Regions from separate parts of the Mus musculus genome. Here region 2 is linked to region 1. A link is a contact called in ENCODE Hi-C or POLR2A ChIA-PET data. All regions are on one chromosome and are shown on one strand. Each heading gives the region's core, a stretch centred on a gene start or an enhancer-like site at or near the end of the contact. The rest is flanking DNA. Distances are from core to core; before and after follow the strand shown.

The links. Hi-C counts contacts between places; a loop is a spot of excess contacts on that map. ChIA-PET counts read pairs that join two places held with the same protein, here RNA polymerase II (POLR2A).
Region 2: POLR2A ChIA-PET joins it to region 1 with 20 read pairs in embryonic stem cell. The contact joins the promoter of Rpl30 here to the promoter of Matn2 in region 1. A Hi-C loop is called at or near these places in 2 of 37 maps with a recorded cell type or tissue (left cerebral cortex and mouse trophoblast stem cell). POLR2A ChIA-PET finds 5 or more read pairs at or near these places in 3 of 5 experiments (Patski and embryonic stem cell).

The regions. Positions count from the first base shown.
Region 1 is chr15:34,302,610-34,308,134 of GRCm38, forward strand. It overlaps Matn2 (matrilin 2), which reads left to right and starts at 4,072. Exons shown (of 19, transcript NM_001358780.1): 1 at 4,072-4,299.
Region 2 is chr15:34,439,562-34,444,919 of GRCm38, forward strand. It overlaps Rpl30 (ribosomal protein L30), which reads right to left and starts at 3,715. Exons shown (of 5, transcript NM_001163485.1): 1 at 3,624-3,715; 2 at 3,464-3,516; 3 at 3,074-3,219; 4 at 1,671-1,801; 5 at 944-1,043. The coding sequence starts at 3,484. The coding sequence ends at 994. LOC115488553 (a small nucleolar RNA gene) reads right to left here and starts at 1,361; the gene lies at 1,230-1,361.

The DNA.
Region 1 (5,525 bases), core at 2,822-5,321:
AGCCAAGACAGGCACTGGGAGGCAAGAACTGAAGCAGAAACCCTGGTCACTACATCTCTCCAGGGCTTGCTTTTGTTTGTTTGTTTGTTTGTTTGTTTTTTCAAGATAGGGTTTCTCTGTGTATCTTTGGCTGTCCTGGATCTCGCTCCATAGACCAGGCTGACGTCAACTTTAGACATCCACCTGTCTGTGCCTTCCAAGTGCTGGGACTAAAAGGTGTATGTTGCTATGCCAGTCCAGCTTGCTTTTTTTTTTTTTTCGAGACAGTGTTTCTCTGTATAGCCCTGGCTGTCCTGGAACTCACTTTGTAGACCAGGTGACCTCAAACCCAGAAATCTACCGGTCTCTGCCTCCCAAGTACTGGGATTAAAGGCATGCGCCACTACCACCCGGCTCAGCTTGCTTTTTAAATACAGCTCAGGACTACCTGTATCAAGTAGGTAAGATGGACCCCAGCACAGACCCTCAGCAGAGATGGAATGGACAGATGATATGCAGCATAGGTACAAATGTGTGATCAGTTATCTCATGAGGTCTAGCATACTGTTGCCTTCATTCTTGTGTGCATATGTGGGTCCCCATATGAACTAGACACCTTAGCACAGTGTTCCTTCTGAATAAGGTTTCCTTGAGTCCATAGTAGAGCCTCAAACACAGAAGGCAGAGTTGGTTGGCCCTTCCCTCCGACAGCCCTTCTCAGTAACTTGCATTTATCCCCTTGCCCTACACACAAGGTACCAGCGAGGTAAATCATTGTTCCAACTGTGCATATCAGGACACCGAGCTTTGTTTGATTTGCTGAGGTGTTTGTTTGTCTGGTTTGGTTTGGTTGTTGCTGTTGTTGTTTTGCACACCTGAAGAATATCCCATAAAGTAGAGCAACTCATTTAACCCATTTGCCTGGCCCCCAGCCTTGCTCCACCCACAGACTTCCTATTCTGAAGAATCCCCATAGAACTCCCTGGGGGGAAACACCCACTTTAGCTGGCACAGACCAAATAATGGGATCATTAGTAAGTCAGAGTCTTCTTAAAATTGGAAGGATTTCCAAATAGCTATTTGTTTCCCTGGTAAATTATTGGATCCTATGGGTATCTTGGGATAGACACACATTTGAAATATGTTTCCATAATTTATAACTTAGCTTTTCCAACTTCTTGGGTGTTTTCACTGTCTGTAAGGAAGAATTTTCTGCTGTGGGATCCAAGACCAAACATTTCCTGGAGACTTTGTTCTGTTTTCTGACCTTCATCTTCTTTCTTCTAAAGACTGAAGAAGAAATTTCTGACCAGTGCAGGCTGTCAGCAGCAGCCTGTGGCCCAAGGTTCAGGTAAGGAACACAGGGCCATGAGGCCCTGGTTATTTCTGGGCAGTAAGGCCAGAATGTGTTAACCCTTTGTTTTATGGGGTTTTATTGTGTTGTTGGTTTGTTTGTTGTTTTTGACTGCCTCTCTATGTCACCCTAGCTGGCTCAGAACTCACCATGTAGGCCAGACTGCCCTCAAACTCAGAGACCCATCTTTATTCCTGAGTGCTGAGACTAAAGGTGTGCACCATCACAGTGGCCTTGACTGAGATTTTATTTATTCATTTATTTTATGTATATACACTGTAGCTGTCTTCAGACACACCAAAAGAGGACATCAGATTCCATTACAGGTAGTTGTGAACCACCATGTGGGTGCTGGGAATTGAACTCAGAAAGAACAGTTAATGATTTTAACTGCTGAGCAATCTCTCCAGCCCCATGGCTGAGACCTGGAGCTCTTTATAGAAATAGGTCTTGCAGAATAGGTCTTGTAGATGACATTTGTTTGTATTCTAAGATTTGAAACTAGTTAGTTCTGATTTTCTCTGATGGTTTGTTAAAATCTGGATGGGGGTGTATTGGCTTAGCAATTGGGTGATAGAATTAGGGTTGTTGCTGCTTTGTTTTGTTTTGTTTTGTTTTGTTTTGTTTTGTTTTGTTTTGTTTCGAGACAGGGTTTTTCTGTATAGCCCTGGCTGTCCTGGAACTCACTCTGTAGACCAGGCTGGCCTCAAACTCAAGAAATTTGCCTGCCTCTGCCTCCCAAGTGCTGGGATTAAAGGGGTGCGTCACCACTGCCCGGCTTGTTGTTTTTTTATTTAAAAGATTTATTTTATTTATGAGCGCTCTATCTGCATGTACATATGCATGCCAGAAGAGAGCATCAGATCCTATTGTAAATGGTTGTGAGCTACCAAGTGGTTGGTGGGGACTGAAATCAGGACCTCTGAAGAGCAGCCAGTGCTCTTAAGCCCTGAGCTATCTCTCCAGCCCCAGAATTAGGGTTTTTATTAGGAGATAGATGTCTGGTCTGCTGTAGCATCCTGCCATCCCAGATTGGTAATCCCAGAGTCTGGGAGTTAGCTCGGTTCCCTGCTACTGATCAGTCCTGTTTTCTCTCTGTCTCTCCTAGGATGGCCACTATCTCAGGTAATGTTTCCTCTCTTAAGGAAGTTATAGAAATCCTCCCTTCTGGGCTGGAAAGATGACTCAGCAGTTAAGAGCACCGACTGCTCTTCTGGAGATCCTGGGTTCAAATCCCAGCACCCACATGGTGGTTCACAACCATCCGTAATGACATCTGACGCTCCTCTGCTGTGTCTGAAGACAGCTACAGTGTACTTATATATAGTAATAAATAAATGCTTAAAAAAAGAAATCTTGCCTTCTATAATTTTTTATTAGATATTTTCTTCATTTACATTTCAAATGCTATCCCCAAAGCCCCCTATACCCTCCTCCTGCCCTGCTCCCCAACCCACCCACTCCTGCTTCCTGGTCCTGGCATTCCCCTGTACTGGGGCATATGATCTTCGCAATACTAAGGGCCTCTCCTCCCATTGATGGCCGACTAGGCCATCCTCTGCTACATATGCAACTAGAGACACAGCTCTGGGGAGTACTGGTTAGTTCATATTGTTGTTCCTCCTATAGGATTATAGACCCCTTTAGCTCCTTGGGTACTTTCTCTAGCTCCTTCATTAGGAGCCCTGTGATCTATCCAATAGATGACGGTGGGCATCCACTTCTGTATGTGCCAGGCATTGGCATAGACTCACACAAGAGAGCTATGTCAGGGTCCTGTCAGCAAAATCTGTCTGGCATATGCAATAGTGTCTGGGTTTGGTGGTTGTATATAGGATGGATCCCCGGGTGGGTCAGTTTCTGGATGGTCTTTCCTTCTGTCTTAGCTCCGAACTTTGTCTCTGTAACTCCTGTCTCTGTAACACAATGGAGTACTACTCAGCAATTAAAAACAATGAATTCATGAAATTCTTAGGCAAATGGACGCATCTGGAGGGTGTCATCCTGAGTGAGGTAACCCAATCACAAAAGAACACACATGGTATGCACTCACTGATAAGCGGATATTAGCCCCAAAACTTAGAATATACAAGATACAATTTGCAAAACACATGAAACTCAAGAAGGAAGACCAAAGTGTGGATACTTTGTTCCTTCATAGAATGGGGAACAAAGTACCCATGGAAAGATTTAAGTTTTTGAGTCTGATCTGAACTAGCATCTTAATGGCCTTTCCCATCCCAGTGGCTGGTCCAGGGCCAGTGGATACTAGTAATATGAATTGGCGCTGGTGGGGCTGTCCTAGACTGCCAAGACAACTTCTGGCTGTGTCATCAGTCATCTTAAGTCTCACCACTTCTTTCTTCATCATCGTGCTCCATGGATGCCTCCCGAAGAAAATGATTCTCAATTCATGTTATATGACTCCAGCTGTGTCTCCTGTTACCAGGAAACCCTCACCCCACTTCACTCCCGCCCCAGACCCACACGCTCCCTAAAGTCTCCAGTTACTCCAACCTCTGGAGATCCATTCATTCCACAGGGACTAGGGATGCACCAGGAGTCTGAGGGTGGCAGCAGGCAAGGAGAGCGTCTTTGGCCCCGAGCTGGGGGCTGCCTGTAGCGTGGGGCAGCTCTGACTGCTGCCTCTCCCCGCCTTCCCCGTCCCCAAAGAGGACACCCCTCCTTCCGCCCGCCCGCTTCCAACCCTTGTACGGCACCGCCTCCTCGCGCCGCCCTTTCAGGGAGCCTCCCAGGCAGCCAGCAAGCGCGGAGAGCGCACTGGGATGGGACTTGAAGGCGGCTTCTCAGGACACGGCGCTGGCGCGGGATTCTTGTTCGCGTCCGGGGATCGGTGCCCAAGGAGCTCTGCGGTCCTCTGCGGGGCGAGGCGGCGGACCACGGAGACTGACACTCACAGCTGCTCCCCTGTCTCTCTTCCCGGGTGTCGGCGGCGGTGGCTGCAGGTGAGCGCGGCGCGCTGACCCGGGAGCAGATGACCCACTGACCGACAGACGCAAAATCTGTCCCTCTCCTGGGGGACCCGCTGTCTCCCTGTGGAGAGTGGGAGAGAAAGGCGGCGCTGCAGGTCCCCTCGGCCGGGAGAAGTCCCGCCACGCCGGGCCAGGCGCGGGACACATGGGGCGGCAGTAGTACCCGAGGGCCCCGCGGGGGCGCTGTGCTTCGCTGCAGGGACACTCAGAACCCCTCCACACTGACCAGGGAATAGGGACTTGTTGAGTGGGTTTGCAGTGACAATCCTATCTACCAGGTAGAAAATAACTTGGTTCCTCCTGTAGGCTGGTACCTCAAGACCAGTGTCATCTAGATTTCCTTTGCTTTCTGTGTCCAGCTCTGGCTTCCTTGTATTTCGGAAGAGGGATAAGAAGAGGGCATTTTGTGTTGCTGGAAAACTGGACGACAGTTTGGGGAGAGGACAGAAAAATATGGGGACAAACCCTTGTAAGGTCTCCCGGAGTTGGTGTTCTGGAGATACTGTACAGTAATCACTGTGGCGCTCCCACAGTGCATCTACAGGATGCAATTCCCATTAGCCTTTGAGGAATGGACAACGAAGCTGTAAGGGTAAAGGACAGAGGTTTGGGAATCAGCAGGCCTCGTTCAAACCCCAGCTGCCAAGTTTACAGGCTGGAGTACTTGGAGACAACCAGCAACACAATGCCTCAATTTTCTCATGCATCTAGAGGGGATTATAATGCCTACAGGATTAAATGAGATTTCATTGAAGTACAGAGAATAGTTCTAAAAGTCTCTTACTGCTAGTGAACTCTGCTACCCACCTTTCTAGAAAAGGAAGGAATCTGTGTGAACACTGAATTCATCCCCTCCCTAATTCTAGGACAAAACCTTTTGAGGGATGCTCTAAGATGGCAGATAATGTATATGTGTTAGTGGAATTTTTGTGCAAATGTCCATTCGAGAACATTCCCTGCCTGCTTGCTTGCTTGCTTTCTTTCTTTCTTTCTTTCTTTCTTTCTTTCTTTCTTTCTTTCTTTCTTTCTTCCTTCCTTCCTTCCTTCCTTCCTTCCTTCCTTCCTTCTTTCTTTCTTTCTTTCTTTCTTTCTTTCTTTCTTTCTTTCTTTCTTTCTTTCTTTTTTTTCAAGACAGGGTTTCTCTGTATAGCCCTGGCTGTCCTGGAACTCACTTTGTAGACCAGGCTGGCCTCGAACTC
Region 2 (5,358 bases), core at 2,465-4,964, 140 kb after region 1:
CCCAAGGCATGCGCCACCACGGCCGGCTTCCCCTGCACATTTAAAATGCCACTTTTTACAACCCCTGATGTGGGACAGTGACCTTTCCTCCTTAGAAACAGCAGAATGGTACTTCTTACAGATTCTCCATGAAACACAGCAGAGTAAGTTGTGTCTCCTACCACATAGCTTTTAAACGTTCCTTTGCATTTTAAACCCTTCTTGCAAACACAATGACTACACAAAAATTTAAAAAATTATCTCATATTATCACTACCTACAAAGCTCTAGGAAAAAAAAATTAAATGCTTATAGCCAAGTCACAACACAGGAACTCTCCATATTTTAAGGAACTAAGTAGGAAATAGTTAATTTGAAAATAGTTCTAAATTATTCAAAATAGCATGCAAAATCCACAGCTTTGGTCCATCACAAATCATCCCATGCCTCTCAAACATACCCAAAAATACAATGCAAACACCCTGAGACTAGAACCCCGAGCCTGTCTTTACAAGGCGCTAGGGATAACAGCTTAGAAGCTTTCTGTGCAAGTTTGAGGACTGAAACTGGACCACCAGCACCCATATAAAATAAACAGTGGGTGCCAGCCTGCAATTCTATCACTTAGGGTGTCCAGAGAGGCTCCCCAGAGGAAGTTAGCTAGACTAGCTGGCACTGCCAAACTCTAGGTTAAGTGAGAGATCTTACCTCAGTATATAAAATAGTGATTAAAAACACCAAATGACCTTCTGATTAGATATTATTGTATCACCACAAATGTGCATTTCAATATTGAAAATATACACTCAAACACTTCTCTGGTCCACACATTTTGCATAGTGATACAGTGTACAATCTTTTAACAAAACCCCAGCAAAATGAAAACCAAGCAGTATAACTTCTCACCCAAGTCTTGCCTGTGGTTTCAAGAAAGCTAAATGTTAGAAAGCAAACAGACACCATGTTTTTCAAAAGGAGCTCTGGCAAAGTTTTATTAAAGGAAAACTTTCTTGTTTACTTCTCACCAGTCTGTTCTGGCATGCTTCTAATAATATCAGAATCACCTAGAAAATAAAATAATAGTTTTACAAGTCATTTAATGGCAACTAATAATTAAAGAATTCCCCTACTTGTTCTTTAGGTAAGAAGGCAGATTAGCACTACGTGCAAATTGTTTCGGCTATCACTCTTAAAATCACTTAAAAATACCTTAAAATCTCAGCCATCCTATACAAATAATGAATCAGATGGTCTGTCACCAGCATTTAGATAACCAGACTGAAGTAAAGAACTAGGTCTGGGGACACATGCATGGTCTTACTATAGCGAATGTCTAGCCTGTCCTGATTATCACAGAATCAGAACAGCGAGAATATTCGCAGTGTTCTACAAGGCAACTAAAATTTCTAAGCTCAAAATAAAATAGAATGCAGGCATTTACCACAAACTATTTATCCCCAAGCAACAAAGAGGTGGTAAAATTTTATCTCGTTCACCTTCTACCAAACTTTTCTTCCCAAGGGGGGGTATGGTAAGAGGGGTTGAGAGGGGTAGAGGGACAAAGAGTTTCACTGTGCTGCCCCAGTTGTCCTAGAACTTGCATTAAACAAAATTCTTAATATCAAAGTTGAACCAAAGCCACTGTCTAATAAGCACTTACATTAGAAAAAAATATAATTTTAAAAACATACCTGGGTCAATGATAGCCAGTGTGCATACTCTGTAGTATTTTCCACACGCTGTGCCCAGTTCAATATTATTGCCACTGTAGTGATGGACCCCAGTTTTAGCCAACATGGCATAGTACTCTATTTCAGATTTCCTTAGGGAACAACAAAAAGTCAAATAAAATGCCATACCAAGGTACTGACAGACTTGTGACAAATTGGTGAGGCCTTTTTAACAGTAACTAAATCACTTCCAACTCTTAAAAAAGATTCTAGCTGTCCTGATTATCATGGATCCTTTACTAGTGTATTGTGATAATTAAATACCTAACTTTTTGGAGGTAGTATCCAATATTAAAGTACATTGTATTCATGTTTCAATTTACTAAGTTTAAAATGTGTAAGTTACTTAAAAACTAGAAAAGGGTATAATAGACATAAAAAAGCCAATGCTGGCCTGGAGATATGGTTCACTGAAAGCTTGTACTGCTCTTAAGAAAGTTCAGTTTCCAGCATTCACATCAGCCACCTCACAACACCAGGAGAATCTCGTGTCAGCAACAAGTATATACTCCATTTTAATCAAACGAAGGCAAAGAATAATAGGAAGGTGGAGTGGAGGGTCAGAAACCTAAAAAAGTAAGCCCTCTTAAACCACCTACTATACAGTGAATACTACATAAGGGCTGCTGATAATATTACCCAAAAAATAAATACTTCAGTGCCAAGTTAAAGGATACAAATTGTTAAGATTTGAAAGTTCCACAGAACCTTGAGCTTAGAATGTGGCCCCACATACCAACAGTGCTCCAAAGTGCTTATGAGAAATGAACTTGAAGCTCCAGCCTGGACCCACTGAGTCTGAGCTTGTAATTTAGTAATGAATGTCTACGCTGCCACTATGAATCGACTGGCAAAGGTTTAAAATAAGACCAAACATTCCAAACTCTGCCACTAAGTATAGACACCTACATAAAAGGCTGAAGAGGTGTACAATTGCCATAGAAAAATCAAGGAGCGTATACTACACAAGCTTCTTCAGCTTACTTAAAATACTTGTTAGGTTCGAGTTAAAATAGTTAATCAAGAATGAACGTGTTCAGAAAATTGGACCCTGCCAAATAGGTGATTTCATGATACCATCACCTCCATAATCCAGCCAGAATTTTTCTAAACTAAAACAGGCACATGAAGCGGAGTGTTAACACTTCAAACCTTGAAAAATTCGGGATCGGGCTTCCCCCAGTCTGCGTGTATCATTTGTATACCTCCTGTCACACAACGTGCCTCAAAGGTACATTTACAAAAAACACACACAAAGCAAGGTCCAAACATCAGAAAGCAACCATCATTATTCTTCTTCCCAATGCTGGATACTGCACAGTGAATTTACAATAGGCTGCACACATCCAGGTTCCCTCCATTACCTCAAAGCTGGACAGTTGTTGGCAAGGATAACCAACTTCGCTTTGCCTTGTCTGATCATCTTCAGAGTCTGCTTGTAGCCCAGCACGTACTTCCCACTTTTCATAACAAGTTGGAGCCTAGAGTTGATCGACTCCAGAGACTTTTTCTACAATGCAAACGTTTGAGACTTGAACACCACTTGCAGTCATCTAAAACCAAACTCAGTTCCAGATTTCTGGAACTGAACCCTTTCATGATGTCTGAGACCATACAAAGAGCCTCTCGGATTCACTTTGAGACCCTGAAACGTCAGCGACAAGTCGTCCACCCAGTGTGCTCAAATCTATCCGCCCCGGCCCGACCCAGCTCTCCACGTGAACCGGCTTCCGGGCCCGATCGGCTTCACTCACCGTCTTCTTTGCGGCCACCATCTTCCTGCCTTAGGTGCGGGACAACCCCCAACCTAGCATACACAGAGGACAGAAGAGAGGATTATAATCCAGAGCGTCAAACACCAGCTAGCGGAGCTCCCCGAGCCGCCTAATCGTTTACCCCGCAGAGCTCACTCACCAACACCAGCCGCCAAGATGGCCGGGGAGCGAGAAAGGAAGGAGCTCCCACAATGCAAAGCTCTTCTAGGCCGACAGAGGATTGTGGGACCGGAAGCGGAAGAGAAGCCGGTCCGGGTCACAAGCAGAACAGCGCTTGCGAGAGTAGTCTGCGGTAGTTGGTTGCTATGGGGACCGGGTTACAACGCAGGCTGGGCTGCTGCGGCGTCTGGGCTCCGGCCTTCGGTTCTGGGCGTTTGTTCTGCTGCAGCGGGCTGACACCGCGGAGAGCCGGAGCTCGATGGGAGCTGACGACGAGGCCCAGGGCTCCGTGGCGAGGCGGCAGCGACCTGGCCTCTCCTGGGCTGGTCTCCGCCTGACGTTGTCTTGGGCGTGCTCCGGAAGGACCCCGGGCCGCCGGTTTACCCCGTGACTGCTCACCAGGAGCGGAGGCATCTCTGTCCACCCGCCGCTGATCTTCCTGTTTGCCGCTCCGTAGGACACACACCCCTTTTGCGGCGGTTTTATACCGTGTACTTGGGAGCCTACTTTGCACAGGGACCACAATTGAAAAAAAAAAAAAAAAAACCTGGTGAAGTGGCTGACGGGTAAATGCGCTTGTCGCTAAGTAGACGAATGAGTTCCAAACCCACGTGGTGGGAGGGGAGCGCCAAGTCCAGCAGGTTTTTCTTTGGCCTGCGCTTGAATGCTCACATACGTATACAGAAGTAAAGAAATAGTCGCAATACGAATAATTTAAAAAATCATTTTGCTACGAAACTTGGGCCGTTGTATAAATGTAGCATTCAAGGAAAAAAAAAAAAAACCTTGAAAGCCTCTACTATTTACGCACTAGCACCAACGAAAACCCAGGGCTGTTGAGATTGTTCAGTCAGTAAAGTGTGCTTGCCTTGCAAGCGTGGGGACCTGCATTTTATGCCTAAACCTCTCTGTCAATCCCCAGCCCCCAAAAGTCTGGCATGGTTGTGCACACTTGTAACTCCATTTGTGGAACAGATTCCCCAAGGCTGGCTAGCCAGCCAACCTAGTCTAACCTGTCAGCTCCAGGTCTCAAAGATCTTGTGAAAAATAAGGTGGACAACTACCGAGTAAGTACCCAGAAGTTGACCTGTGACCTCTGCCCAACTGCACAAGCACCTGTGCCACCAAATTTATATAAGCATGAAAAAGGAAACCCAGGGTAGTAGGTAAGCTGTATGGTGAGTTACTTTGCCCTGGAGGTTAGGAAAGGGAAGAACAACCCTGCCTCCCCTTAATTAAAATAACTTTAAAAACATCCATGAGTCATGCGGGTCGAGATGATCTATACCTATAATCCCACCCGGAGCTGGCAATCTCTGTGAGTTGATCTTTTGGAAAAAGAAAAAAAACGGAAACTAAAACATATTACTTAGCCAACACACACACTCTATGAGATAGTAACTGTGTTATTCTCACATTTTTACAGCTAGTGTATTACAGAAGTATGAATAGAACCAGGCCTGCAAATTAGGGTTTTTTGGTTTTTGTTTGTTTTGGTTGAGTCTTTTGAGACAGGATTTCTCTGTCTGTCCTGGAACTCACTCTGTAGACCAGGCTGGCCTCGAACTCAGAAAATCCAGAAATTTTACATTAAAATTTATTCAACTGTTGTGGCCCATTTTAATGTGAATTTGACCAAACGGTAGTGTTCAATTACCATACTCTTTGCTTTAACATTTAGGCATAAAGTACTTAGGATGGTACAAATCCAGCTA